Linked DNA regions of Homo sapiens: all the other regions are linked to region 3. Evidence: chromatin loops called from intact Hi-C (ENCODE). Cell type or tissue: MCF 10A. All regions are shown on one strand. Region 1 overlaps PCNX2 (pecanex 2). Region 2 overlaps DISC1 (DISC1 scaffold protein). Region 3 holds the start of SIPA1L2 (signal induced proliferation associated 1 like 2). Region 4 overlaps PCNX2 (pecanex 2). Region 5 overlaps DISC1 (DISC1 scaffold protein). Region 6 has its middle 300 kb from the start of DISC1-IT1. Region 7 overlaps PCNX2 (pecanex 2).

The links. Hi-C counts contacts between places; a loop is a spot of excess contacts. Peaks named below come from ENCODE experiments on the same cell type or tissue, not always from the same donor. Only the 100,000 strongest peaks of a DNase experiment are listed, where the experiment ranks them.
Region 1: it touches region 3 in a loop (8-fold over the local background); 10 of 110 quality-filtered maps call a loop at or near these places.
Region 2: a loop joins it to region 3, with 17 times the contacts of the local background. A loop is called at or near these places in 4 of 110 quality-filtered maps.
Region 4: a loop joins it to region 3, with 21 times the contacts of the local background. A loop is called at or near these places in 87 of 110 quality-filtered maps.
Region 5: it touches region 3 in a loop (14-fold over the local background); 21 of 110 quality-filtered maps call a loop at or near these places.
Region 6: a loop joins it to region 3, with 14 times the contacts of the local background. A loop is called at or near these places in 5 of 110 quality-filtered maps.
Region 7: it touches region 3 in a loop (14-fold over the local background); 53 of 110 quality-filtered maps call a loop at or near these places.

The regions. Positions count from the first base shown.
Region 1 is chr1:233,110,783-233,114,782 of GRCh38, forward strand. The region is part of intron 21 of PCNX2 (pecanex 2); the gene reads right to left. Among named protein-coding and RNA genes, the nearest start is that of NTPCR, 160 kb to the left of the region's middle. RefSeq lists an enhancer at 3,820-4,000. In MCF 10A, no CTCF peak of the experiment used is centred here; DNase peaks (open chromatin) are centred at 2,329, 2,879 and 3,659.
Region 2 is chr1:231,723,570-231,727,569 of GRCh38, forward strand. The region is part of intron 3 of DISC1 (DISC1 scaffold protein); the gene reads left to right. All of the region lies in intron 7 of TSNAX-DISC1 (TSNAX-DISC1 readthrough (NMD candidate)), which reads left to right. Among named protein-coding and RNA genes, the nearest start is that of DISC2, 93 kb to the right of the region's middle. In MCF 10A, a CTCF peak has its summit at 1,783 (motif pointing right); a DNase peak (open chromatin) is centred at 1,812.
Region 3 is chr1:232,628,522-232,632,521 of GRCh38, forward strand. It overlaps SIPA1L2 (signal induced proliferation associated 1 like 2), which reads right to left and starts at 1,612. Exons shown (of 23, transcript NM_020808.5): 1 at 1,348-1,612. LOC124904551 (a long non-coding RNA gene) reads left to right here and starts at 2,061. Exons shown (of 2, transcript XR_007066943.1): 1 at 2,061-2,915. RefSeq lists silencers at 1,390-1,489, 1,550-2,029. In MCF 10A, CTCF peaks have their summits at 245 and 2,274 (motif pointing right); DNase peaks (open chromatin) are centred at 280, 1,680 and 2,320.
Region 4 is chr1:233,239,030-233,243,029 of GRCh38, forward strand. The region is part of intron 8 of PCNX2 (pecanex 2); the gene reads right to left. Among named protein-coding and RNA genes, the nearest start is that of PCNX2, 55 kb to the right of the region's middle. RefSeq lists a silencer at 3,894-4,000. In MCF 10A, a CTCF peak has its summit at 2,241 (motif pointing left); a DNase peak (open chromatin) is centred at 2,232.
Region 5 is chr1:231,754,555-231,758,554 of GRCh38, forward strand. The region is part of intron 4 of DISC1 (DISC1 scaffold protein); the gene reads left to right. All of the region lies in intron 8 of TSNAX-DISC1 (TSNAX-DISC1 readthrough (NMD candidate)), which reads left to right. Among named protein-coding and RNA genes, the nearest start is that of DISC2, 62 kb to the right of the region's middle. In MCF 10A, a CTCF peak has its summit at 2,407 (motif pointing right); a DNase peak (open chromatin) is centred at 2,447.
Region 6 is chr1:232,219,689-232,223,688 of GRCh38, forward strand. It overlaps the pseudogene RN7SL299P. Among named protein-coding and RNA genes, the nearest start is that of DISC1-IT1, 300 kb to the left of the region's middle. In MCF 10A, no CTCF peak of the experiment used is centred here; a DNase peak (open chromatin) is centred at 2,293.
Region 7 is chr1:233,170,657-233,174,656 of GRCh38, forward strand. The region is part of intron 17 of PCNX2 (pecanex 2); the gene reads right to left. Among named protein-coding and RNA genes, the nearest start is that of PCNX2, 120 kb to the right of the region's middle. In MCF 10A, a CTCF peak has its summit at 1,735; no DNase peak of the experiment used is centred here.

The DNA of each region.
Region 1 (4,000 bases), 480 kb after region 3:
TAAAGTGGTATATTATTTAAACGTAATATTATTTAAATTTAATATATATTTAAATTTATATTATTTAAATAATATACCACTTTCTGTGTAGTGTAACAACACCACACATATACCTTTAAAGGCAGATACTGACGAATTAACTTTTATATTCCTAATATAAGAGAATGACTTTTAAATGGCACAAATAATATGTCAGTAGAAGAAATAAAATGGAATAAAGAAGTAGTTCAAAGTGACATCCCCTCAAAGATTATCCTGTTATCCTTCTCTCCACTGCCCTGATCACTTGTCTCCTTCTAGAGACTCTTAAAATATTTGGCATATCATTTTTTATCACACGGAAAGTCGTACAGAATCTTGGCAGCAAGAATGGGCACTGGAGTCAGACCCGGGTTCTGATGCTAGGTCTGCCTCTTATTAGTTGTGAGATGGGTTTCAGTCCACTGAGCCTCAGTTTTCTCATCTGCACAGCAGACTGGTGCCTACCTACCTCAGCAATTTATTGTGAAGATTGAATGAGGTCATCCATGTACATTTTTAGCTCAAGAACCAGAATATTATAAGTACTCATAAATACAGGTTATTTTACTGGTTGCACTTATGAGATTGTTTCAAAATTATTTATTTTTCATTTTTTATTTTTTGAGACAGAGTCTTGCTCTGTTGTCCAGGCTGGAGTGAAGTGGCATAATCATGGCTCACTGCAGCCTCAACCTCCCAGGTTCAAGCGATCATCCCACCTCAGCCTCCAAAGTAGCCTCCCAAGTAGCACCACCACACTTAGCTAATGTTTGAATTTTTTGTAGAGATGGAGTCTCCCTATGTTGTCCAGGGTGGTCTTGAATGCCTGAGCTCAAGCGATCTGCCCACCTCGGCCTCCCAAAGTGCTGGGGTTACAGGTGTGAGCCACCACACTCAGCCCCAAATTATTTTTTATATGTCTGTCTCTCCTGCATCCCCCATTAGAATGCACTGTCATTGGCAGCAGGCACTGGTATTATTTACAGTTTTACTTTTATCTTCTAGAAGATTTGTAGGATCATAGTAGGTATTTCAGTTAATGCTTTTCAGAAAGTGAAACAAGTGACTGAAGGCCTCAGGTATTGTTCCAGTTCATCAAGCGCATAGGCTATAGGAGCTTGGGTTCAATGGAATTTTTCCGATTACTTCATGATTCTCATTTACATGTCACATCTTTGCAATTGCCACTGCTTTTTCTGATAAGACAGGTATTTATCCTCTCTTCCTCCCTGGATGTTTCAAATTTTATAGTAACTATCTCAGTCTCATTCATAGCCTTTCTTCACCTAAGGTAGAAACACCATGGTTTGGACCACTCAAAGTACTTCCAAAACTGCTAGTTCAAGGAAAGAAAGAATGGGAAAATCTGTGACCTTGAAGATCTTGTCCTAAATATGAGCACCTGGTATAGAATTGAAATCTGCAGGTTCCAAATGTACATCCTATAAAACAAGATGCCTACAGCCAGCACAGGAAGGCACATGCCAGTGGTCAGCCTTGCAAGGAAAAGGCTTCCCTGGCGCTTCACCAGATTGAGTTCTCTATTCTGGAAGCACTTTAAGGAGGGCCTTTCAGAGGGCACTCCTAGGTGCTGAATGAGCAAGGTTTTCAAAATTCTTTCAGCAAGTGAGTCTAGAGTTGTCACCTGTCTTGAATTCCTGAAGCCACTCAAGTAGCCTTTGTGCCTTAAGCACACCTTACTTCCCTGCTCCTTAGAAGATTTACCAGCTCTGGCTCTTCAATTCTCTCTATTAATGAAGGCACATCACTGCCCAGAGGGACTGCAACATTTAACCAGTGAGAATTCTCTCTTTCAGCAGAGAATGCTGCAAACTTTTTAAAAAGATGGGCGTTCGTAAATACTTCTTTGATGTGTTAGCGGGATGAATGTGTCTGTGTAGATCTTTGAACAATATAACTAAATTCACATATTTATTATAGTATACTTTGGCATGAGAATTAAGCAAAAATGAAGAAAAAAATTTTAAGTCTTACATGCTAGGCTTGATGTCCCAAATGGGGAGAAAAAGCTGACTCTTACTTTGAAGGCTGAAGGGCAGAGGAGTTACTAGCGTGTATTTCAGCCCCTCCCATGAGATGAACTGCAGTAACTTGCATGGTTTGAGTTAAGGGAAATCATCCTCTTTGTGTGTGGGTGCCGTCCTAGGGAGGAGAAGACAAGAAAGTGGATGTGTTAGGCTGTAAATCTTTAAGGGATGTGTAGGTTCTGTGCAGGCACTTTCCTGCAATTACACAATACAACACTAAGAATGCAGCCACAGGCTGTGGTCACAACGCAGTGAGCTGGCCAGTTGGGTGACATCAGCTTGTCATCACCAGGGTAGATTTACAGCTAGAAGCAGATTGTGGTTTATTCTTCCTGGTTTTGCAAGAGGGATTCTGATGACTAGACAGCACAGAGCAACAAACTCACAGCTCTACTGGCCCTGTGCTAACTCCCCACTGTGAACAGGACAGCAGGCAGCAGCTAGACAGCTGAACAAGATTCATAAGAAGCCAAGAAAATCAAAACATACACCTTGAGAAGCCAGAGGAGGAAATCTAAGTAATCCATAGGCTCAGTCTAAAAGCCTTGCTTCTCCCCGTACTCCCTTCCCCCACCACTATGAGTCAGCATCTCTCTAGAATAATAAAACGCCACCCAACCCCTGCATCCAAGCTAAGAGTTTATTTCTCAAAAAAACAGTTTTCCATCTCGGAAGCTCTCAAATGAATTCAGTCAATATGTGCTGAGTAATTATTACGAGCCTGCCTCTTGTAAGATGTTGTGTAAGGTAGGAAAGAAAGAAATACAGCAGTGGTCTCACCACTGAGGCATTTCCGGTCTTCCTGGGAACACAGACGCACTAGAGGTGTGTGTTCTTTGTTTTCAGGCATAGTGCAGAGCTTGTGAAATTCTTTCCCTGAACCATCCTGGGTGGCAGCTGAGAGTGCAAATGTATCCCTGAAAGCCCAGAAAATGTGTTTTGCCTATGCAGTGGCTGCATGGAACTTCTGCAAACCAGTCTTTACTCCTGAGCCTGTGCAGACTCGAATAGCACTGAGTTCAAGTCAGCCTCTGTAAGTGACTTAGGATATGCTAATGAACAGTCATTGTAAGAGAGCAATATTCAACATTCCGGAGTTTTATTTCATATCTACTCTGTGCCTGACTGTGTTCTGCAAATTGGGGTTCTATCAGTAACCAAAAGAGACAAAGATCTTTTCCTTCAAGGAACTTAATAATAGTGGGAGATACAATAATATAATAAACAATTATAAAGTGTGTTATAAGATGATGACGGCTATGACAAAAAGGTAAAAAGTAGTGCAAGTACTTAAAAGGGTGAAAGGATTGGAAACCTGGGGTGAACGGTGAAGTAGGGTAAAATTACAATATGAAACTGGGTGGGTCAGGGCAAACCTGACTGAAAAGGTGAGATCTGAGCAAAGGCTCAAAAAAGGATCGAGTCCAGTGGATATCAAGGGAGGAACATTTAAAGACAAAGGAAACAGAGCGTGGAGTCTCCAGTGGCAGCACATCTGGCATAGTGGAGGAACTGCAAGTCTACCTGGGTTGGGCATGAGGAAGAACAGAAGAGGAGGTCAGAGCAAGAACGGAGACCAGTTGGTGCTGGGCCAGTGTCATGGGTTTGCCTTTTACTCTGTATGAAGTGGTGAGTCATTACAGGGTTTTGGGCAGAGAAGGTACAAAATATGGCTTGTGATTTGAAAGAAAGACTTCAGAGACGTTTGGTTTCTGCTGTGGCATGTAAAAAGCTTGGAAGTTATTTTTACAAGAAGAAGAAGCTGGATAAACAGAAAACTGATGGCTCGTCTCAACCCATCAGATCACTGATATTGCAGCGGTCACAGAAAACTCTGGACTACGGAGCGACAGGCGCATCCAGAAAGTCACAATGCAGATTAGCTTCTGTGGGGCAAAAGGTGCTGTGGCCATAAACTCCTAGGAACATTT
Region 2 (4,000 bases), 900 kb before region 3:
GCCTGTCCAGAGCAAACATTTTAAAATATTGGTCCTATTCTGTCTTATAACAGTCTGCTCTGGTGATTTTTGTCTCATCAATTGGATTATGACACTGTCAGCCACTGTTAGTGTTATTCTCAAATTCAGTCTTCCATTCATCTCTCCTTCCCTTCCCTGGCAGACAGACTTCTGCAGCCACTGGGACTGTTGGGGTGAGGAAAGGCAAGAACCGATGTTTCATTCTCTCCCTCCCTTCTTCCTCCCTCTTTTTTGTTGGTTGTGGGGTGGGCTACATCTTCTTACCCAAACAACCAGGAGCATTTGTTGGCAAGTTTATTGTGCCCAGTGCCGATGTCTGGACAATTAATTCCCTAGGTCAGTGGCTTTCACAGTTTGTGATGGTGACTCCAGGAAGGAAACTCACCATGACCCTGTATATACATAGAACAAAAATGCAGCCCACTCTGATATTGTATTTGTTCTATTCTAGTTCATTAAAAGTGAATGTTGGTCTTCATCCTTTAAATGGATATTGTCACCTGCTAATAGATTGGACCAGTATTTTGAACAATGGCCTTGGTACTTCATTTGGCTTTGCATGCTCAATTGTCATATCCTCTGTGTGGGGAAGGGGGCAGGGCTGCTTCCCTGGGCTGTCTCCTGGGATGCCCAGGGGCCCTGCCTGCCTGCGTGGGTCCTTGGGGACCTAGAAGTTCCGGTTTTTCATGAAACAGCGGGGCTCTAGAAGAGCCTTTTCCCTTATCCTGACTCTTCCACCCTGATTTCTTCCCGAGGACTTCTTACTATGTTTAAAGATGGCAGTGAAGTGGCCTGTGGGTTCTAGAACCCTGCAAACACCGCCCCAAGTGTGATACCAGTTTACCCTTCTTGTAGACATCCCCAAACTTCAAGGTGATTGTCTTGAAGCCCTTCACCCAGGAGAGGGAACCAGCGTACAATAACCGCTGTGCTGCAGGAGAGGGGAGGTAAAGAGTTGTCACAGCCTTGAGCCTAGCTCTTCCCCCAAAGGCAGTCTCTCTTTTCTTCTTCCTTCCTTTAGTCATCTGTGTATAGACACAGATGCAAACTTTTCCTGGAATTCCTAATCTTAAGCAGTCTTCAATAGGAGACCTGGCTTCAGAGTCTGTCCTTAAACAGTGAGGTGCCCTGTGTCTTTTATTCTTAACTGTGGCCTATCTCCACTCAAATTTTGGCATTTGGCGTTTGGTTGTCAGTGGTTATTTTACATTCTCAAGTGTCACTGTCATTTGGTTAGGGTAGTTGTCAGGGTGGTTCTGAGAGCCAAGTGTGTAGCATAGCTTTGTTGTTACAAATGAAAAGGCCAGTTCCCATTTAACCAGGTACTGCTGGCTTTCTCTACAGGATTTGGTCTACATCCATTAGTGCTCTTTGTTGTCCATGTCACTATAGGAGAGATTCCCCGGGACCTACAGGGTCACTGTCTGTTTCCAGGATCAGTGAGTCACTCCCTCGTGGCCTGTTATGGCTTTGTGTGACCACAGAGAGGGTCACGGTGGTGTGGAAGCAGGGAGGGGGAGTCAGCCCTCGCTGTGCAGCAACCACAGTGACGTCCCCAGTGATCAGGCTTCGTGGGGATGCTCAAGTCCCTCTTGATGATCAGCTCTAGTGATTCTCATGTTCTGCACGCACAGAATACATCCTGGAATAATGGTGGTGAGGTAGGAAACTGGCAAGACTTATTTTGTGTTCACAAGCCTCCTGACCCAAACAGGATCTGGTCCAGACAGGGTCAAGTGAAGAAACTGACGCAAACCAGCAGATGGCGACAAAAGCCATCCCTAACTGCCCTTATTGCTCATTAGCATAAGACATCCCACCAGCCCCATGACAGCTTACAAATGCCATGGCAACTACCGGAAGTTACTGCCCCTTTCCTAGGAAGTTCTAAATAACCCACCCCTCAATTTGCACTAGCTCACCCCTTAATTTGCCTGTAATTGAAAGTGGGAATAAACACAGTTCCGAGAGCCCATATGTTGCTGACTCTGCATTGCTGCCTATGAGTTAGCCCTGCTCTGCGAGGAGCAGTACGCTTCATTAAGATGATTGCTGTCTAACACCACCAGGTCGCCCTTGAATTATTTCCTGGTTGAAGTCAAGAACCTTCCTGGGATAAGCCCCAGTTTGGGGGCTTGCCTGTCCTGCATTGTTGGTATTTTCCGTTTGCTGAGAAAAGTTCAGTTAGTGCTGCCTGAGCTGGCTGAAGGCCCTTCTGGGCTGGGTCCATATGCCCAAGAGGGTGACACTGGCTGGTCTCGGGGGTGGTGTCTTTGAGGGAATGAGATTGGTCCTACGAGTGCTGGAGAAACTGCACACTGAAATGGTGTAGCCTAGCATTGTTAGGGAGTGGCAGATAGGAGCAAGAAGCTGAAAGCAGGGAGCAGACAGGAAGGAGCACATCCCCTTTCCTCCTCCAGCCTTGCAGTCTCTTTGGAGCTGGCAGCAAAGTCAGAAACATGGTTGGTCTACAGAGGTCCAGCCTCAGCATCACAAAACAGAAGATAAAAAGATATGTTTAGAGGGGAGAGACAATAGCTTAATAACAGGCACAGCCCCAAAATAACATTTTGCTTTTCCATGTTATGAACCAAGTGAGAGATAACATGAAGGCATGAAGAAGATGGAAATCTAAATATCAGCATCGTTCCTGATAACATAACATTATGGAATGTGGCTTGGGTATATGGCAACAGTGGGCTTCCTAATACCAAACCCCAGAACAAGAATTGCCCATGCAGCTGTGGGCAGTGATGAGCTGCAGGCACCTTTTTTTTGAGGCCTGGCCTTGTAAACCTGAGTTTCTGGAGGAGCAGAGCAAATGAGTGCTGCCCAAGGTCACCTGGCCTCCACCAAGGAGGGAGAGAGGAAGCACTGAGTTACACATGCTCAGTCTTAGGTCCCAGTTTACCAGTGGGGAAATTCAGTCTATCTCCCTGGACAGGTGAAAGCAGCGGGGCAACAGGGAAAGCCCCTCCTCATGGATACCTAAGGGCAGGGAAGACGGGCTGTATTCCCTCCCTACATAATGTAAAAGACAATATTCTCAAAAGCAGTTGACACAACAGGGGCCAGTTCTTATAAATTGATAGTATCACCCCAGAATGTGTTTGGGCAAAGGCAGTTTTATAAGTGGCCACATGATCTGGTTCCATGACATGCTGCTTAACTGCTCTGTCTTAATTCAGGAAGTGGTTTTAGAATATCAGGAAAAGAGAGACGGATGGACTGCATCATCTTTCTAGAAATATCATATCCATAATCACATCCATGATCTCTCTCTTAGCCTATGATGGACAAATAAGGGTCTGCAGTGAGATTTTACCCTTCCCTGCAAGAATCTGGGGTGTAACTATTCAGGATTATTCATTAAGAGAGGGCTCTCAAGCTAATAGAATCAACCTTGGATTAAGGCTGGCATAGTAATGCAGTCAGTACTTGGTAATTAGCAATATTCTGATTCTTTTCTTAAAACACCAGCTCATCCCTGCCTGCTCCTGCTTGTCTTCAGGTGTCTGCAAGATGATAAAATGGATGAACATAGCACATGATTATCCGTGGAATACTCAGAAACTATCATCTCTCGTGTTATAGCTTGCTTTTTCTCTATTTTTCATGGACACCTGTGCTTCTCACTCTAATTTTACATTGCACACCTATAATGGATTCTTATTTTCTGCTACTGATATTTTTGCTAGTGTATAAGATAGAATTTCATATATCAACATGTCCCAGTATTCCTCAGAGGGCTTAATGACTTCCAGGTGGTTCAGAACCACTGATGCCTGGGGCCCTAAAGGGAGACTGCTGCATGTCCTACATGTGTGAATGGAGGACAGAGAGCGAGTTTAGGACAGGGGGCAGGGATGGACATTTTACATTTTGAAGAAGTAAACACTGGGCAAGACTGGCCATTAATTCCTCCTCTATTTGACCATCCTCTGGGTGTTGGGACTCACTGAATATAGGCTGAGTTTCA
Region 3 (4,000 bases):
AAACAAGCATTCTTAAATGATGTAACTAAATACAGTAACCAAGTTGTCTCTTGAAATTCAACTTTGGGAATGCCAAAAATAATAGGCCACCTCTCAATATCCGCAAAAATATCGGTATGTGTAGGTTTTCTAGGAAAGCAATAAAAAGCAACAGTTTGGGAGATCTTTTTTCTTCAATTACTAATTGTAACACTAGAAAAATTACAACCTAGGCTGCACACAAACGCGACTCAAATGGGCAGTTTACTAAATGTCTGTCATAAGAAAGCCATCTAGTGTTAACGTTTAGAATGGAGACTGCAGACAAAAGAGGCAAAGAAAAGAAAAATCTGTGCGACTATTTTGAACTTACTGGGCAAAGACATGAGAATCACCAAGATTCTTTGAGGGTTTTTTTCCTTGTTTTTTTTAAAAAAAAGCCATCCTTGTCAAAACCCAGTCTCAATCTAACCAAAATCCAAAATGTCTACAATTTTGTTTTGACCAAAATCATGTTTTGGTGAGCACAATTCCGTAACCAATGCACTTGATTTTTTCCAATACTCAGGCCAGAGTCATCTTGGGCTGAATTAATTTAACTCAAGCAGGTTAATGATGACAAATATCTCCCACAGGGGTAATGCCAAGTTGTTCTCTCTTTCCGAGAAGCCTCGGCTCTCTCTTGCAGATGATGAGCCGAAATTGATTCTTTGGGTTTGCGGCACGGCTGAAAATTAATCTGTAGGTGTTCCCAGGGATATTCCCAGGACGTGGGCAAACTACCCTCACTGACACGGGAAGACCCGGAGAGGCCCAGGAGCTGGCAAAGTGGGAAGAAAGGTCGCGGTGAGTGAGAAGAGCGCTCGCCGGAGGCTCCCGGTCTTACAAAGAGGGATCCGTCCCGGTGAGGGCGCGCGCTCCGGGCGCACCCCCTCTAGAAGGGGAATTAGCCCCGCAGCAAGTTCGGCGTCAGCTGGCCAGGCGCGCCGGGGAAGCTGCGTCGGGCAACCGCGAGCCCTTCCAGAGAGCGTTAGTCAGAGCGAAGTTCTGGGCACCTGGAGAAGACCCTCCTCAGTGCCTGTGTCGCCGAGACGGGAATAACCTTTCAGCCGATCGATAACTTGGAGAGAACAGGCGGCGGCGGCTCCTCTTCCAGCCGGGGATCGGGAGCGCGGGCGCATCTGCGTCTACAAGCCGGACCCTGCGCCGCGACCCTCGCACCCCCGCGCCCCTCGCACCCCTCGCCGCCGTCAGCCCCCCAAAGCGCCCCGAAGGGCATCCCCTTCCCCTTCGGGACAGTCCCCGCCTGGCCGCAGGCATCCCGAACCGACCCTCGCCACGCTGCCCGTCGGATTCCCCGACACGAACCTTCGCAACGCCGTCCGCCGGAACCTGCTACAGCCTGTGCGCGCCGGGCGGCGCGTACCCGGGCTGCCGCCTCGCCGCCCGCCGCTGCCCGGGGCTGCCCATCGGCCCGGACTCTCCCCGCGCCGGGCTCCGGCGGAGGCGGCCCGGACCCGCTGGCTGCGGCTGGAGCTCTCGGCCTGCGCTCGGGCGGCCGGCGGGGGCGCGGTGCTCCTCCTCCGTCCTCCTCCTCCTCTCGCTCCGCCAGCTCCTCCCGGGCTCCCAGTCTGCCGCGCCGGCTCCCGATGCCACCGCCCGCCCGCCCAGCGGCACCGCCCCCCGCCCGCTCTGCGGGCTCCCATTGGTCGCTGCCTGCAGGCCCCCTCGGCCCCGCCCCACGATTGGGCGCGGACGCCGTCAGTCTCACCGTCCGCCCGGCTCCGGGCGCAGCCGGTGCGCTGTTCCCAGGCCCCGCGGCGCGCGGGAGCTGCGCGTCCAGGAGGGGCCCGGACGCCCTTCTTGGGGAGGGGGCTGCGGGGCGCATCATGAGCGGCGCTGGGCGAGCTCGAGGGCCGGGCAGCCTACCTGGACCCCGGCTTCTAGAGAGCCGTCGCCGTCCTTGTCGAGACTCGCTTTCGCCCCTCTGAGGAATAAGTTAAAAACCGCGAGTCTGGTTCTGAGCCGCCCCCTGGCGCAGGCGCGACCCCACCCGGCCCTCCCGTCTCCCAACTTGGGACAGACGCGGCGGCCGGGCGGTCGGATCCGTGAGCCTCGGCCGCTGGGGCTACATACACAGCCCAGGACGCCACAGAATCGCCGAGGCCCCGCGAACGCCCAAACGGCCGCAAGTCGAAGTGATCCCATCTGAAGAAGACAGCGCGAGGAAGCGAGACCCTGCTGTGTGCCGGCCCCCGGAGGGCGCCCCGGGCCCTGTGGGTCGGAGGGTGGGGAAGCACAGAGAAACACGCAGGCAGTAAAACGTTAGGAGGACAGGGGGTGCCAGCGTGCAGGAAATGCTGCTAAGAGACCTTTAGGAGCCAAGGGGAAAACGGAGAGATTGGCAGTTCCAGGCACCCACATCCCAGCGCGGTCCGCTCACCCCTTCCTCCCTGCCCTCCAGGCAGCGCTCAGCCCACGGTAGAAATGTCTTGCATCTTTTTTCCGACGAGGAAGAATTGAACTTTTTATACCCAACTTTTCTGCTTTCTTAGAAATGTTGACTCACCTGTGAGGAAGCATTATTTGAAACTATTATTGTAAATTGCTTGACATTTGAATTAGATGCTGAAAGATTAAAGGGTCTCAGAAGAATCTTTTAAGCTAGACTGGAATTGACTCTGCCTAAATGGACAGCAACAGTCATCTATACGCAGGAATAATAAAGCAGGTGGAGGCAGCCTCTAACTTACCTTCCAGCCACACCGTAGAATTTCCTGAGCAGGCTTTTTTGTCAGAGTTTTGAGCTGGGTTCCCTGAGACTGGATTGGGGCTTTCAGTTTCTCCCCTTCTAGAGTCAGACTTCTTCCTGAAGAAAAAGTGTTATCTCTACTTCCCTATCACAAACACTTCCTAGAACACAGCCCTGTTAAAAGGTAAATAGAGGCGGTCCTTCCCACACTATATTTCTCTGTGATCTGAAGCATGTACACATTATACAATCTTTCGTATCTTTTTAAATTATAGGTATAATCTGTGGGATTAGATATAACTAAACAGGTCAAGAAGCAATCCTGTGACATAATACAATTCCTGAGCACTCCAGGTTTTGATGAGTTTCCCAATTGTCACCCCATTATCAGCATTTACAAGATTGTCATGTATTCATTTAACAAACATTTATGAAGCCGGGCGCGGTGGCTCAAGCCTGTAATCCCAGCACTTTGGGAGGCTGAGGCGGGAGGATCACAAGGTCAGGAGATCAGGATCTTCCTGGCTAACACGGTGAAACCCAGTCTCTACTAAAAATACAAAAAATTAGCCGGGCGTGGTGGCAGGCGCCTGTGGTGGCAGGCACCTGTAGTCCCAGCTACTCGGGTGGCTGAGGCAAGAGGATGGTGTGAACCCGGGATGTGGAGCTTGCAGTGAGCCGGGATCATGCCACTGCACGCCAGCCTGGGTGACAGAGTGAGACTCCGTCTCAAAAAAAAAAAAAAAAAAACAGATTTATGGAGATCCTCTGATGTTCCAGACCATACTAGGTGCTGGGAATATAAAATGCACAGGACATAAGGCTCGGCTTTTCAAGAGCTCACCAACTCACAGGTGTATCCTCATATGTTGTAGATACTCTACAAGAGGTATCAATGTTATCTCCTGTGTACTCAACAAAACCCTGCAGGAGGAGCAGCCGTGAAGGAACTTTTCCTGGGAGTGCCTAGGGAGGACATGATCACATTTCACCTTATTGCGTGTTTCATTGTCTATAAGGGCCTTGAGGAGAAGAACCACATCTCCTCCAGCATTTTGATCCCTAAGGCACAAATCCACTACAATCCGGAGCAGATCCTTGGTCAGTGGGTTGTCATTGAGGTGGGTCTTAACTGCTGCAGCTACAAATGTACACTGTCTAATAGATGAAGAGGAACCCATCCCTTTGATGTGTTCCTTAATATCCAGTACATAATGATCATATATGGAAGGAAGTCTGACCAGACACTCTTCGATGACGGTGTTAGCC
Region 4 (4,000 bases), 610 kb after region 3:
ACTCTGTCATTTCACATCGAAATACAACAGAACTGAAATTGCAATGTTGACACAAATTCAGAGATATCTTAAACGGAGCACATGCCAGAACTTCACTACAAACAAAAGATTAAGCTAACTACATTGTAGGTAAGGTAGGTAATGATCATAAATAGGCAAGAGTGGGAAAAGAAATGTACGCTTCTGTGCAAAAAAGTAGAAGGTGTACAGCACCCTCTATCGCCAACTGAAATAAACTAAGAATTGACTACGACATAATGTGTAACGAATGGCTGTTTTAGAGCAGTCTTCCTCCTACTAAGGTGTCCTGCTAGGAAACATGATACAAAGGAAGTGTCAATCAATACATATCAGCTTAATTTTTCCATATTTCTTAGTACATTTCAGATTGTAAAATAATAATAATAATAAACATCATTTTCCTATATAAGCCATTTAAATATCCTTTAAAAAATCTATGGGTTGATTTTCTATTTAAGATCTTTTGGGTCAGTTCTAGAATTAAACAGAACTAGGTTAAAGTATACTACTCACTATCTGTGACTATAAGCATGTTGTCTTCCTACCTTAAATCCTCCCTATTAAATCAGGAAGATATTTTCCTCGTAGGTATCATTGTGAAAACTAAACCAGACTATGTATGTAAAGCAGTGAACACTGCCTTTCATATATTATGTACTTCATAACCATCCCTGGCCCTTTTTACTTCCTTTTGTTGATATAGGATTGACTTTGCTTTTTCTTATATTAAATAGCAACATAACTCCTATGCTTTTATGCAAATGGTATATTAATTTCAGGTGTCTCTGTTAGCAGGCATGGGGGAAGAGTATCTTGCCCTCAAATCACACCTAATCCTCCTTATTTTATAAAGACAGTCTCAAACAGCATATTAACTTCCCTCTTAATTAACCTCTTTTATGAGGGTTGAGTATTCCAGACAAGGCATGGGCATATAAGAAAGATTCTCTTCTGAGCTTAATGACTGGTATATGTCTGCATCAGAAACCTGTATTGTCATCTGTATTGTCATGTGTATATGGGCTCTCCATTTGGCCAGGAGGAAATGGTTACATGCTTACAGTAAGCATTGCTCAAATGGAGACGTTTCCCTTATGTGATATAATTCTCTGGTGTCCTGATAGTGTAGTTATAATCCAGCTTGCCCACCCAAGTACCAAAGAGACGATGATGTCCACAAAAATCACTGAAACGGACAGGTGGACAGGAGCGCAATCTTTGAATAATTCCAAAGTCTATGTTCTTTGCTAGCGTCTCTTCTCCAAGTATTTGCTGCTTATTCTCTCTCATTTTTTTTAAGTTATAGACTGTGAGCAGCATAATCATCTAAAAAGACAGTATCTTAGTAACTTAAAGCCAAAGCGTTTCCCACATTAATACATATAAAGTGAAAGCGTTAAGTTTCAAGAGACATTTTCTCTTCCTCCAAAACAATAATGGAAATGGAAATATCCCAAGCCTGTAGTAACTATTCTGTGAACTACAGTACACGATACTTAGCACATCTGGTCTCAATTATCCCGTTCTCTGGTGAATCTTTGGTAAACTAGTTTGGTTCAGGGCTATAGCAGAGATAAGTTTATTTAAGCTAGATTGAGCTCCAAGCAATAGCAGAAATAGTGATTAATGGTGGAAATTTCTAAAAGTGCTGCCACTAGAAGGTAATAAAGACGGGCCTGGGGCTAGGATCTAGTCTGGGCCAGAAGAGTGCACTTCTGTATGGAAGGAGTTGGGCCTCAAATTGACCATGACGATATTCCACCATACTGGACTCACCAGGTTTCCACCATCTGAGCTTCTACAAGCAACAGACAGTCAAAATACATGTGCTTCTTCTACACTGTCTCACTGATATTGGAAAAACATTTCTTGAAATTCTTCATCTTCCCCAGAGTTTAAAGACGATAGCCTATCACTCTCAGAGAGAGGGCCTCCCTTTTTCTGCCTCTTTCCTTGTTTTTCAGGCTTCCTCCAGGGACATGGGCACAAGGCGCATAGAGGGACACAGAAATGAAAGTCCCAGCAACATGTTCAACATGTAGGATGTTTAACTAAAGCAGCACTGTTCTGAAAACCATAACCTGTTATTTTGAATTTTAACAGGGATTCTTGTTCAATTCTCCTTTTATGTGACAGTAAAATTTGTGTGAGTATCGGAGAAAAAGGCAGCAACACCGTGGAAGTGAGGCAAGGCTGGGAGCATGGGACCTGACTGCCATCATGTGGCAGCAGTGGCTGTTGCCACCGGAACAGAACCACACTGAGCGGCAGGGCCAATTCTCAGGCTTTCAGAGAAAATGCCCCAGAGAACAAAAGTCTTTCTAGAATCAACCTCACAAACCTTTCGTCCTTATGCCTCTATGCCTGGGTGAAAGTACAATCTCTTTCTAATACGTCTAAGAAAACAAGATAAGAATGACAGTGAAAGGAGCAAAGAGTAAAAAGTGAAAGCCAAAAAGAAAGGACATGGAAATTTGGGAGGGCAGACACTATTCCAAGGTAGACCCAGGTGATCATCTGCTTCTTGCCAATCTTTTCCACCTCCATGTGATCAAAGGCACCAAGAACCCACACAAGTTTTTCAAATTTGAAGCAGCAAATACCTATCTCTCTACTATCCAAATTAAGTGAGTGACGCAGCTATATGCATCTCTCAAATATTTGTAATAAAAGACGAAATTTCTAAACTATAATTGAATGGCACATGGTACTGGGTATATCTAATATCGAGAGAAGTCACAATGTTTTACTCTTCATTTTGAATATCTAGTTGACTTGTTTTATTGCCTCACATTCCTGTTCAGCTATTCCAAGTCAGAGTGTCACTATTATTTCTTCTGACTAAAGTTAAAAACACAGTCTAAACAGACATGATTATTTATTGCCGTTTTCTGCCTGCTTATCTTCTTTGGGAACCAGGTAGATAATTAAACATTGTGGCTTTAGAGGACTTTCCTGAAAGTTAATCCCAATAAGTAAGAGGTTTTGTTGAGATAAGGGTCAGAGAAGCTGATAATGTCAACAAAAGAGTAAGAACTCTGAGGAGGTAGTAAAGATTAAGTACAGGGCTTCAATCCACCTTTGGAGTATGGTACACAGTGGGTTCAGAGATATACGGCAGCTTTCAAACATAAGCCTAATTTATAAACTAAAAATATCTGCTAGATCTTTGCTACGATAATTCAAAAACAAAAGCCATGAATAAGTGAATTCAGATAAATATTTATATTACCATCCTACTCTTATTTTTTAAATAAAAACAAGTTGAAGTTCCATCCTTGATATAAAAATCCCCCAAAAAAGTACTGCAAACAAATTTGCTACAGAATGACTCTTCCATTCAGTAGACTACCATGCCTATTTTGTGAGTTATAGATCCTCAAAATGAATGTAAATATCATGTCTTTCCAATCAGATTTCACTGGGGAGCAGATGATATGCATTTTGCATGCATTTCCATTAGATTGCTTATGACACCGTAAAAGCCAGATTAATACTTAAACATGGTTATAGATTGTCCATAGAAGAAAGCTCTGCTATATTACTTGGATTCATTTATACACAAAGAAATATAAATATTTGCTGAACAAAAAAGAGAAACTATCAAGCTTTAATTACAAGATCTACTGAGTAGTAATAAAACTTCACTCTGCAACAAACCCTCTGCACTCAAAAACACATTTCAACTTTCTAAGCAGCTTCACCTCCAACTTCCTAGGCAGATAGCCTACTTCCACTTTGGTTTTCTAGGCAGATTAGCAATTCCAACTTTCTGGGCAAATTAGTTCATTTTGGCTCTGAACTACTGAATCAATCTTGTGTTCTGGGTAATAAAATACTCAAGTGGATTTATCCTCTGGCAGTTTTTCCTACTAGCAATTCTAAAGGCTGCAATTCAAGCTGTAGTTTCCTCATTCTGGTTTCTGGGGAAAGCAGAACTGTGTTAGGTAATGTTACCAAAGATACCTGCTCTATGGAC
Region 5 (4,000 bases), 870 kb before region 3:
CCTCCCACCAGGACCCACCTCCAACATTGGGGATTACAATTCAACATGAGATTTGGGTGGGGACGCAGATCCAAACCATAGCAGAGAGTGATGCTTTTATTCTGGTCTTGCCTAAGTTTTTGATAGAATATGATTAACTAAAAGCCAGTGTCATGCATTCTTAATTATATTAGGTTACACCATAAGGACATCTCTTACATTTGACTGTTTGAAACCTGTCAAACATTTTATGGGGTTTGACCTAATAAGGCCCCCAGAAAAGTATAGGCCTTTATTAAACATTTATCAAGCCAATATTAACTGTTGGCTTACTTTATGAGCTATCATCCTCTTTCCTTTTCCTTACAGGAGTTGTCTGTATACTATGCCAGTGAATGTTCCATTCACTTTTTGAGCTCACTGTGACCTGATTTCTGTCTCTATCACTCCTCAAATATCTACCAAAGTCAGCAATGACTTTCTATTTGCTAAATTAAAAGACATTTTTCAATTCTTATTCTGCTATGTATCATGGCAGTGTCTAGAATTTTTAATAAATTCATTCTTAAAACTCCCATTTCCCTTGGCTTTCATGATTTCACCCTTCCTGGTCTTCTTGCTACATTTCTGGCCATTCTTCTTAATGTCTTATGAGCTCCTTCTCTCCCTTTCTTCTTAATTTTTTTTTTTTGAGACAGAGTCTCACTCTATTGGCCAGGCTGGTCTCAAACTCCTGGGGTTAAGCAATTCTTCCACCTTGGGCTCCTGAAGTGTTGGGATTACAGGCATGAGCCACCATGCCCAGCCCCTTTCTCTTTAATATTGTTGTTCTTCTGTCTTCTGTTCTAGCTTTTCCTCTCTTCTCACTTTGTATCTTCTTTCTCAGTGGTCTCAAATGCTCTGAGTCTTCAGATACTGTTTCTATACTATTTTTTCCCAAATTTCTATCTCTAGCCCTGATTTATCTCCAGAATTCCAATCCACAATTCAGTTTTCTATTGAGCATCTCCCTTATTTTTACTTAATTTAGTATCTTTTTATCCTTAACATTACTATCTCTTTATCCTTGCCTTTTACTAAGTTTGCTATCTTTTAAACTAAATTTACCGTTGTTCTCCCCATTCAGTTCCTTCTCCTATATCCCCAGTCTGAATGACTTTCACTGCCATTTACCCAGTTACCCAAGCAAGGACTCTGAGGCATCTCTGGATCCTCCCTTTCCATCCCTCCCCACAGTCATTGGTCACCAAGTCCTGTTGTGTCCACTGTCTGTCTCTCTCATTTCCACTCACTTGTCTCACCTGCACGTCAGTGCCTTAGTTCTGGTCTTTAACACTTTAAATCTGGATTATTGCAGTGGTCTCCTTGCTGGTATTTCTGATTCCATTATTACCACCTCTCATTCATCTTCCACAAGGCCATGATAGAAGTATTATGTTATGCTCAATGGCTCCCCATTGCTTGCAGGATAAAATTCATGTTGCTTAGCATGACATTAAAAGTCTTCACGATCCAGCCCCTGCCCAGCTGCCCAGCATTTAACTAGACATTACCAGCATCTGCAATAGACACTTACTGAAATATTATATGTTACCCCCATGTTCTGAATGTTTCTAGATTCTATGATCTTGCTCATGCCCCATTGTTGTTACCAACTATTTCCCATTCTTCCAGACTTAGTGAAACAAATATCCTTGCAAAGCTCTGCTCATCAGTCACACTGCCTCTCCCTTGAATGACAGCATACCTTGAATGACTTCACTTCTGCTTAGGTCTTAAATACATCTGTTTTCTTGAATATCTGTTTACTCTGACAGATGATAAGCTCCTTGAGGACAAGACTGTATTATATTTATCTTTCTATTTCTAGAGACTAGAATAGTGTCTGGCCCATAATCTGTATTCTATATTCATTGAATGTGTGAATGTGACACATATGCATATGTAGCTATATATAGGTTCACAAACGTATATGTGAATATCGAGAGAGAGAGAGAGAGAGAGAGAGAGAGAGAGAGAGAGAGAGAGAGACTGACTTCACTTTATTGGGATTCAGTTGCCCTAGAGGAAAATGCTCCTTCAGCTTTTCTTCTGAAATTGCCAGCAAGAAGGAGTTGCACAGAATCTTGACAGAACCTTGGATAGGAGGTCATTTCTGGTCCTTTCTCTTCCACCAACCAGCTGTATATGGCTTGGTGTAGTTATTGAACCTCTCCAAACTCCACTCCCTTCATCAGAAAATGAGGGGGTTAAATTAGATCACTGGTTTCTAAACTAAAGTTATTTATGTATTATTACCGTAACTAGAAAATAATGAGTTGAAATTAACTTTCTGAAATTTTTCTAATGCATATTAACACAATTACCTAGTTGCTAAAATTTTTTTAAAACCTGCCTTTCAGTGTGCCAGCTACCCACTGCTGTTTTCACAGTGACCACCAGGGGGCCATGGTGGCAGGCTGAAGCTCACACAGCCCAGAGCCTGGACAGAAACCGCTCTCACAGGCTCTCCGAGTCAAGGGGTATATATAATATTTTTGAATGAGTGGTGCTTTTCCTGTAGAAATAAAATAGTTGTATCAACATGAACAATGTTAAATACTAATTAATAACTCAAATAAGTGCCTGCTAACCTTTTTGGGATCAAGTATTTATTTATTTTGAGAAGCTGATGAAAGCTATGGACTTCCTCTATTGCAAAACCACGTGTACACATGTACATATATGAAAACTATTGAGTGTATTTTCAGGAGACTCACAGATCTCCTGAGTTATTCGTTCACTCCTTAGAGGGTCTTTGGTTCCCAGGTTAATAAAATTTAGTTTAGGATAAGATTTAAGAAGCTGTAAACATCCAGATACAATCAGATCCTTTATGTTTTATTATTTTTGTTGTCACTTTGTTCTTAAAAATCACAATTTAATTCAGCTTTTGAGAAACACTGTTTAATCCTCTGAACTCGTGTAGAAGAGCACCCTGGGTTATGTTCAGATCCTGCCAGCAGCCAAGAGAGCTTTAACTATCTTCAGGGGTTAACTAGGTTCCTCTGAGGGCAGATATCGGTACTCAAATCATTTGACCCCTCTTCTGTGGGGTCCTCTGGCCCAGTGGATTTGCTTGTTGGAGGAATAACTTTTGTGATATCCTCTTGATTCCTGTGGGAAGTTCATGTATCTTTGCCACAACAAATGGTATATGCTCAGGCCACCCTATAATAGACCCTCTCTGCCCTGCTAGGTCTCTCTAATTCCTTTTTCCCTGGTTTACGGGGCAGCAACACATCAGAAGTGAGTTCCTTAGACAATGCTGCAGCGGACAGTTTGGGTGCCCTGTGTCCCAATCCCTCGGCCTCCCTCCGATTCCCTCCACAACTGGGAACCGTGCTCACAGTCGGCTTTCCACTCAGGCACCCAACAGGTTTATCAGGCCTGTCTGCACAGGTGTTCTCGGAACCTGTGTGAGGAGGGGTGGGGGTGGATAATGCCCCAGCCTACCCAGCCTCTTAGGGAACAGTTCTGAGGCATGCTCCACACTGTTTTTTTTTTTCTTTTCTAGGAGGTTCCTACTACTAGGAACCTTTTGGCCAATGGGTTCCATTTGTCCGTGTGGTGACCAGCTCCACAGTGAACCTTTTATTGAATTTTCCTCTTTCTCACTCTAGTTTCTTGGGAATCACTTCTTCAAAATCAACCTGTACTCAGGTCCCTGTCTCAGGCTCTGCTGTTAAGAGAACCTAAATATAGACAGATATCCACATTAGAGAATTAGATGTCAGTCTTCCTTCTTGCAGGGCACCCCCAATCTTTGTGAGTGAATCTAGTGGATTTTTTTTTTCCCACTGGGTTTGAGTAGAAGAGTTTACTCCCATGTGGGCCAGGTTTGGATAGGCAAACCATGGGGTAGGGGAGAAAAACGCGTCTCTCATGAAGACCCATTTCCTAGATGGCCAACAGGTGGGTGGGTATTGAGAGTGGTGGTTGATTGCAGAGGTGCTGGTTGAGCAGCCCCAGGGGTAGGATG
Region 6 (4,000 bases), 410 kb before region 3:
AGAACAAATTAAGTTACATATATAGAGATGGTTTGCTAACAGCAAACTACAAATGAGTATCTACAGGGTGGCTATGACACTCCAAACACTCATCAATTGTTTTCTGTTTGCAGTCTACTTTTGAATACTAAAAGTGTGGGCCCACCTAAAGGGATTACAAAAGTATAGACCTGGTTCGCAGCAGTTACAGCTCCATCAGTACTGCAATTAACAGGGGCTCATGGTCTTTGTCAAAGCGGGCCTGGTCTTGCCATCGGTCCAGTAAACCTTCTCCCTGGGCCCGTCTCTGGCACTCACTGTTCCCCTTTTCTCACTCATGCCTGTTGCCGGAGTAATGTCCTCTGGCGATGGCTCTGGCCACATTGCGAAGCCTTCCCTCTTCACCCTCCCAACAAGTTTATCTCCATACACTCCATTCCCTTCTGCTTGGGGCCCATTCACACAAGCCCTCCCTGACAGATGTTAGAGTTAACAGTGTGTGTACTGAGTTGTAGCAAAAAATAAATTTAAACATGGATCAAAACTGGGCGGCTTGCTGAGGAAGTGTTTCCAATCCACCTGGGCATGCCACGTTTTGTTTGAACTCATTGGCTTCCACACCGGCTGTGTGATGGGGACATGCCACCCTAACCTCTCTGTGGGAATGCCAGGCAGACAGACGCAGAATGAGCTCCAAGGGCCCTGCTGGTAGTGCTCAGTCTTGAAAAGGTCTAGCGGTTTGAGTCTCTCTTCAATGAGATACTCTAGATTTTGTAACTCTGCAAAGTTTTTATTGATCTAACATAAGTCCATTTCATCTAAATGGTTATGGTTTCCCAGCTGTGAGCCAGATATTGTGCTAGAAGCTCATATAGAAATAGGAACCAGGCTGGGTGTGGTGACTCGTGCCTGTAATCCCAGCACTCTGGGAGGCCGAGGTGAGGGAATCCCTTGAGACCAGGAATTTAAGACCAGCCTAAGTGAGACACTGTCTCTATCAAAAAAAAAAAAAAAAAAAAAAAAAAAAAAAAAAAGAAAAGAAAAAAGAAAAGAAAAAAGAAAAGAAAAAAAAAGAAGAAAAGAAAGGGGACCCAGATACAGCCCTGCCTTCAAGGAGCTTACACACTGTACTAGAACGGTTTCCAAAGTAATGAGTAAGTTGTCTGGGCTGTACTAGAAGGCTCTACAGAGTAGGCAGCCTTTGAATAGGTTCCTAGGGTCTTAAAGAATAGTCAAGAATGCTGGGGCAGAGTTTAAAAAGACATAGGGCATGAAGGCACACACAGCTGGGCCATGGTGGGTGTTCTGGGTCAGCCTAACTCTGTCAGAGATGCTTCAGGAAACTTCCCAGCCAAGGCCTGGGCAGAGGAGACAGCTAACCCTCAGCTCCAGCTAAGTGTCACCATGTGGAAAGCAGGCTCAGCTTGGCCTCCTCTCTGAGCTTTCAAAAGATGTTAGCAATTCAGATTTCACACACACACACACACAAAAATTCCTTGATTTTTCATTGTTGGTGACCAATTCAAAGAAAAAAATGGCCATTTAGGCCAATTGCAACAGATGCTGTGGTGCCCCAAACACAGCCAGTCATCTTCCAGCTGCTCTGAGCATCGTGCTTCCTTCCCTTTCCCCAGCCTGCATTTCCCTTCACCCCTGCTCTGCCTCTCCCCTTCTCCAGCCTGCATATTTCTTCCTTCACCATCATAGGTGTTTCTCTCTTTTTCAAAGACAGTTCAGTAGAGTGGAACTGTCACAAGTTTTGAAGCCAGCCATCCTAGTAAAATTTCAAGCTGCCATTTACCATGTGATTTTAGGTAGGTTTTAGGTAGGTCTTGTTCTTAATGTCCTAAATGGGCAAAAGTGGGTAAGAATACCCACACCACAAAGTTGTTGCAAGATTACATGACATCAGGTCCATAAAGAGCTTGAAACACGGGTGCATAGTGAGTCTCCCTGCCCCCAGTTTGCTTCTTTTGTTTCATTTCTTCTTCCTCACTTTCTCTGTTGATTAGAAGAATTAGGCAGAATAAATGCTACGTAAAACACCAGATAAAATTTTCTTTACATTGTATTTTAAGAAAAACATGAAATTATATAACATAGTTTTTTATCTACATAGATTCTAATTTTTCTCTCTTTTTTTTTTTTTTTGGTATTTCATACCTATAAATTAGTGGGCAAAATTCCCAGTAAAGAAAGTTGTCATCAGAAGCCAAGAGTGTTCCAACAGTGGAGAGCCCTTGCGCCACCCAATGAAGTTACACCATGCACACCTGGTGAATCATAGCTTCCCTCCCAGAGGCTGTGTTCTCTTTACTTCCTAAGAAGCAATGGTGCATTCTCAAGAGCAATGAACATGAAGTAACGCAGAGCACATGCCAGACATCTGATCCTTCTGGCCATAGGTGCTGAGTCAGAGATAGAGCCTGGCACACCTCTTCTATCGTATTTTTCCATTTTTAATGTGCAAAGTGAGGTGCTATGCTAAAATCCTGTTTTCTTCCAAGTGTTTTATGAGGCTTGCATATGCACTCTGAATCATCATTTGATTTGGTTTATTACAAAGGATACAATTCAGAAACAGCCAGGTGGAAGAGATGCATAGGGCAAGGTGTAGGGAAGAGGCATGGAGTTCCCATGCCTCTCTGGGTGCATGACACCTCCCAATACCTTAATGTGTTCACCAATTTGGAAGCTCCACAGGTGTTTCCTGAAGATCTTCCAAAGCCAGGCCCCAGGCCCTGCCTCTATAGAACTGATCTGTCACCTGAGACTCCAAGTGCAGCCCAGAGGAGGTATTTGGAGCATCAGCTTGAAATTCTGTAGCTAGAGTTCAGAAGAGTAGGGTGTCAAACAGGAGCTAGAGAGAGGAGTTGCCTGGCTATGATGCTGGAAAAGAGGAAGGCCTGGTTAGGGTTAGTCCATTATCCAATACAAGGAAATTCGTTTTGAGAAATAAAATTAAATGCTAAGCCCCCCAACCTACTGAAAGGACCATCTCTTGGTCAAGGGGACCACAGAGCAACCTTGAAAACTGGCTTCTCAGCCATGATGGGATGGGAGATCAGACAGACCTAGTTATACCTGCTCCTTTGCTAACCACAAATAGACTTCCGTCCCTAAAGGCTGAGCAGATACCAGCCCTTTCAAATCCACCACTGATACCAACAAACTGTCTAACACTTCCCCTCCTTTTATGCCTCATAAGAGACTCAGCTACTCAGAAGGCTGAGACTGGAGGATCCCTTGAGCCCAGGAGTTCTGGGCTGTAGTGTGCTATACCAATTGGGTGTTTGCACTAAGTTTGTCATCGATATCGTGACCGCCTGGGAGTATGGGGCCACCAGGTTGCATAAGGAGGGGTGAACTGGCCCAGGTCAGAAATGGAGCAGGTAAAAATTCCTGTGCTGATTAGTAGTGGAACGTGCCTGTGAAAAGCAACTGCACTCCAGCCTGGGCAACATAGTGATACCTATCTGAAAAAAAATAAACAAATAAATAAATAAGAGCCCATCAGCCACCCAGTGGTTATGACCAATCTACAGAGAATTTCACATCCTCTGCTTTACCTTTTGATGTCAGAGGGCTGACACCTTCAACCCCAGGTCATGCTAACGCCACCATTATTTGTACATAGGACGAATGAAGGGGCCTGAAGCTCCACTGCACATGTGCATGTTTCTCTTTTCATGAATATTCATGATCCCTCCCATAGCCTATTGAATATGTATATTTGACCACTCCATTCAACATAATTTTTTTTTCCCTTTGCCCCTCCCTCAGAGTGCCTATTTCTGGCTTCTGGCTTCTGGCTTCTGGCCAGAGGCTACATTTCCCAGTCTGCCAGAATGGCCACCTGCAGGCTGCAACCCTTTATGAGAAATAAAGCTCCCTTTTCTAAATTTATGAACCTCATCATTTTTCAGTTGACAATTGTATGGGCACTGGGGAGCCACTGAAGGATTCTTTACTAAGAAGAAACATATCAAACTGGGCTTCAGAAAGATTATGCTGACTGCAG
Region 7 (4,000 bases), 540 kb after region 3:
CATTATTATGACTCTAAGTGCTTTCAGGTTTTATTTTCTCATATTTAGGCTTATAATTTACCTGGAATTGACTTTTAAGTATAGTATGACATATTAGTCCAATTTCCTTTTGTTATTTGTGAATCACTTCTATTTTTTAGTTTTCCGTTTTTCCCTCTGTTTGGATTTGGAAGCTACATGCTTTGTTTCTATTCCTTTAGTAGTTGCACAAAACATTCCAACATGCATACCTAATTTATCACAGACCAAAGTTAATGGTACGGGCTGAGCAGCCCTCATCCGAAAATCCGAAATGCAAAACACTCCCTTCCTTTGTGCGTCACGTTGGTGCTCAAAATGTTTTGGATTTTGAAGCATTTCAGGTTTTGGATTTTTGAATTAGGGACATTCAATCTGTATCTTTATTCTTCTCTTGGACATTACGAAGACCTCTGACGACTTGAAGTTCATTTCTCCTCTCGTCTAAACTTGTTTATTATTATTATCATGTATTTTCATTCTACCTTACATTTTTTAAGCCAACTATATAGTCTTATCATGGTTTAATGCAGTTAATATTTACTCAGGTTTGCCAATGTACCTGCCACTTTCTTTTCTTTTTGTTCACTTGCAAATCAGATCTTCCATCCAAGACCACTTTTTTTTTTTAAATCTTTTTTTTTCTCCTCAAATTACTTTTAACACAAGGTCACTTTCTACTGAAAAATATCTTCAGAATTACATGTAATGAGGGTCTCTGAGCTTTTGTTTTTCTAAAATTTATTTTGCCTTTATCCTTAAAAGATATTTTCACTAGGAGTAAAGTTCTAGCTTGGTAGTTACTTTCTTTACACATCATTAAGTATATCCAACAACTGTCTTCTGGCTTCCATGAGGGCTCTTGATAAGGGAGCTTGCAGCCTCTCATCCATTTGAATGAGATCTGTTCATTCTGTTTACCTGCTTTAAGTTGGTCTGTGTGCTTGGCATGCTGCATTTTCACTATGGCTTGTCTGGTGCGGATTCTTTTTTCTTTAATTTACCCTACTTGTGATTCACTGAAATTCCTGAATCTCAAGATAAGTGTCTTTCATCAATTCTGGTAAACTCTCAGATATTATCTCATCAAATATTGATTATGCTTCAGTCTCTCTCTCTTTTTCAAGGAATTCTGATTGGATATATTTTAGATTTTCTCACTCTATCCTTCAAGTCATTTCTCTTTCAAATTTCTTGATTTTTTTTCTTTTGTCAATTAGTGTTATGTTCTGGGTACTTTCTTCTCTCCTTATCTTTCAGTTCACTAATTCTCTCTTCAGAGGCATCTAATCTCCCATGTGTGGGGTGTGTGGTGGTGTATATTTCAATTGATTCATTTGTTTGTTTGTTTGTTTAGGAAATTCTATTTGGCTCTCTTTCAAACATGCTGGATTGTTTTAAATATTTTCTATGGTCTATAAATTTTAAAGCTTGCCTTTTACTTCTTTAAGCATCTTAAGTATAGTTGTTTTAAAATCTGTGTCTGATACTTCCAATATCTGAAATATTTGCAGACCTGTTTCTGCTGGTTCCTTATTTCCAAGTTTAGGTTAAAATTTTTTTATAGTAAGCTGTGCATTTTCCCTAAAAAAACTGGTTTGGGAAACACTTGGACAAGGCAACCTTCTAGAAAGGATTTATGTTTGTTTCTGCCATGAGGCGTTTCCAATTGGGTACCACGTTAAATGTCTTCATAAATTGAGGGATTTGGTGCCATCTAGTTGTTTGAACTTGTGCTGCAAATCCATGCAAACTTATGACTTCTCAAGGATTCTCTTATTCTGCTCAATCATGAGGTGAGTCTGCTTGCACTTCCTGGTGTGGAGGGTGGTAGAGCTGACTTCCTGAGGATCATCCTCACTCTGAGAGTGTGGCACTTTGGTGTCCCAGGCTGATGATCCATGGTCTGGCATTGGACACCCACCTGGGCTTCAATTCCTGTTCTCCATAGTTCGAGGTCTGAAAAACAAGGCTTAAGGTCCCCAGGTTGGGCAAATGCTCTTGGGGCAAAAGCAGCTTCCTGCCCTGCTTCCTCCAGGTACTCCTGTTCAGTAAGATTTTAAGCTGATAATTCCTTATTATTTTGTCAGGTTTTGTTACATTCAGGAAGAGTTTTTTTGTATTTTATTCAGAATTTTTAGTTTTAATCAGCAGTAACCTGCCATAATATCAGAAATGAAAAAGTCCCACGTGACTTTCCTCGTTTTCTTTTCCCTCTTCCTCTCTCTCACTTTCTGAAACTCTTAAATCCCTCTCTCATTTACATTGGTGTCTGGCGAGGGACTAGCACATAAGATTCATTTTTCTTTCCCACTGCTAAACAATTACCTCAACACTAGACTCTGAAAATCAATTTTTGATTGTGACATTTAATTTTGACATAATACATTCATAAAAGAGTCTGTCTCCTTTCTGTGTTTTTCTGATCCACTAATCCCATTCTCTGATCTTGGATAGTCTCATACTTTTTTCTGATTATTCAGTCTTCACTCTTTTTTTTTTTTTCTCTTTTTAAAGACAGAGCTTCACTCTTGTTGCCCAGGCTGGAATGCAGTGGCGCGATCTCGCTGCAACCTCCACCTCCCGGGTTCAAGTGATTCTCCTGCCTCAGCCTCCCAAGTAGCTGAGACTAGAGGCATGTGCCACCACACCTGGCTAATTTTGTATTTTTAGTAGAGATGGGGTTTCACCATGTTGGCCAGGCTGGTTTCGAACTCCTGACCTCAGGTGATCCACCCGCCTCGGCCTCCGAAAGTGCTGGCATTATAGGTGTGAGCCACCATGCCCAGCCCAGTCTTCACTCTTAAATCTAAAAGTGCTAAGTTCCTTTTTCTTATGCTTCTTTCTCAAGTTTTTAAAAACTATTAGCTGCTATTCTTCTAAAGGAACCTTAGAATCATTTATCAATGTTGGGAATATAATGCCTTTGGAACTGTTTTGAATTATATGAAACCTACAAATTCATTAGAAAGAATTGGCATTTTATAAATCTCAGCCTTCCTATCCAAAATCAGGTTATGTCTATCTCCACTTATTCAGAACATCATTTACATTTTAATAAACTGCGGTAGTTAGTTTACTTTATTTGTGACACTACTTGTTAGAAATCATTTCCATTATCAATTCAGACATTTTGTTGGTATTGTGAGTTGGATCACATTTTCATAGGTTATTTCTGGTATGTTAGAAAGTTCTTGCTTTTCTAAATTTTCTTTTCTCTGGTTGTATTTATGAATACTCTTATTAATCATAGTTGATTATATAGTATGCACAGAAAAGTTTTATATACACATATAAATCATCATTTTTTTCTTTTTCTCTTTGCTCTTTACTCTTTACTATTTTGCTTTTCATTTTATATATACATAAAACAAATATATAATTTAAATTTTATATATAATATATAAAATTATATATAAATATATTTAATTTGTATATTATATATAATAAATTATATATTATATGTAATATATAACATATTTTATATATTATATAGTATTATAATAAATATGTATTTAATTTATATTATATATTATATAAAAATTATGTTATATATTTAATTTATATTTTATATAAATTATATATAATATGTAATATATAATTTATATTTTATATAATGTAAAATAGCAAACTATTAATATTATTGAATATTGTTTTAGAAGTTCTGGCCAGTGTAAGGCTGCAAAGAGAAAAAAATGAAAAATTTATATATAAATTTATATATAAATTTTTGGATTTATGGTAAATCCGTGCATGTTTAACTAAGAAATATATTAGCTTTTCATATACTGAACATTTTAAATTCACTGTGGCATTTTATATAGTACTTCACACTCCAACTCTCAAAGGAAGCTTAAGAACCCCTGTTCCAACATTCCACATCTAGCAGCATGGGACCAGAAAAATCTAGATATTATAACCAATGATTTAGGAAAAGACTGTTTGAATTTTACACATAAGAATTAAATAGGCTTTTTTTTGT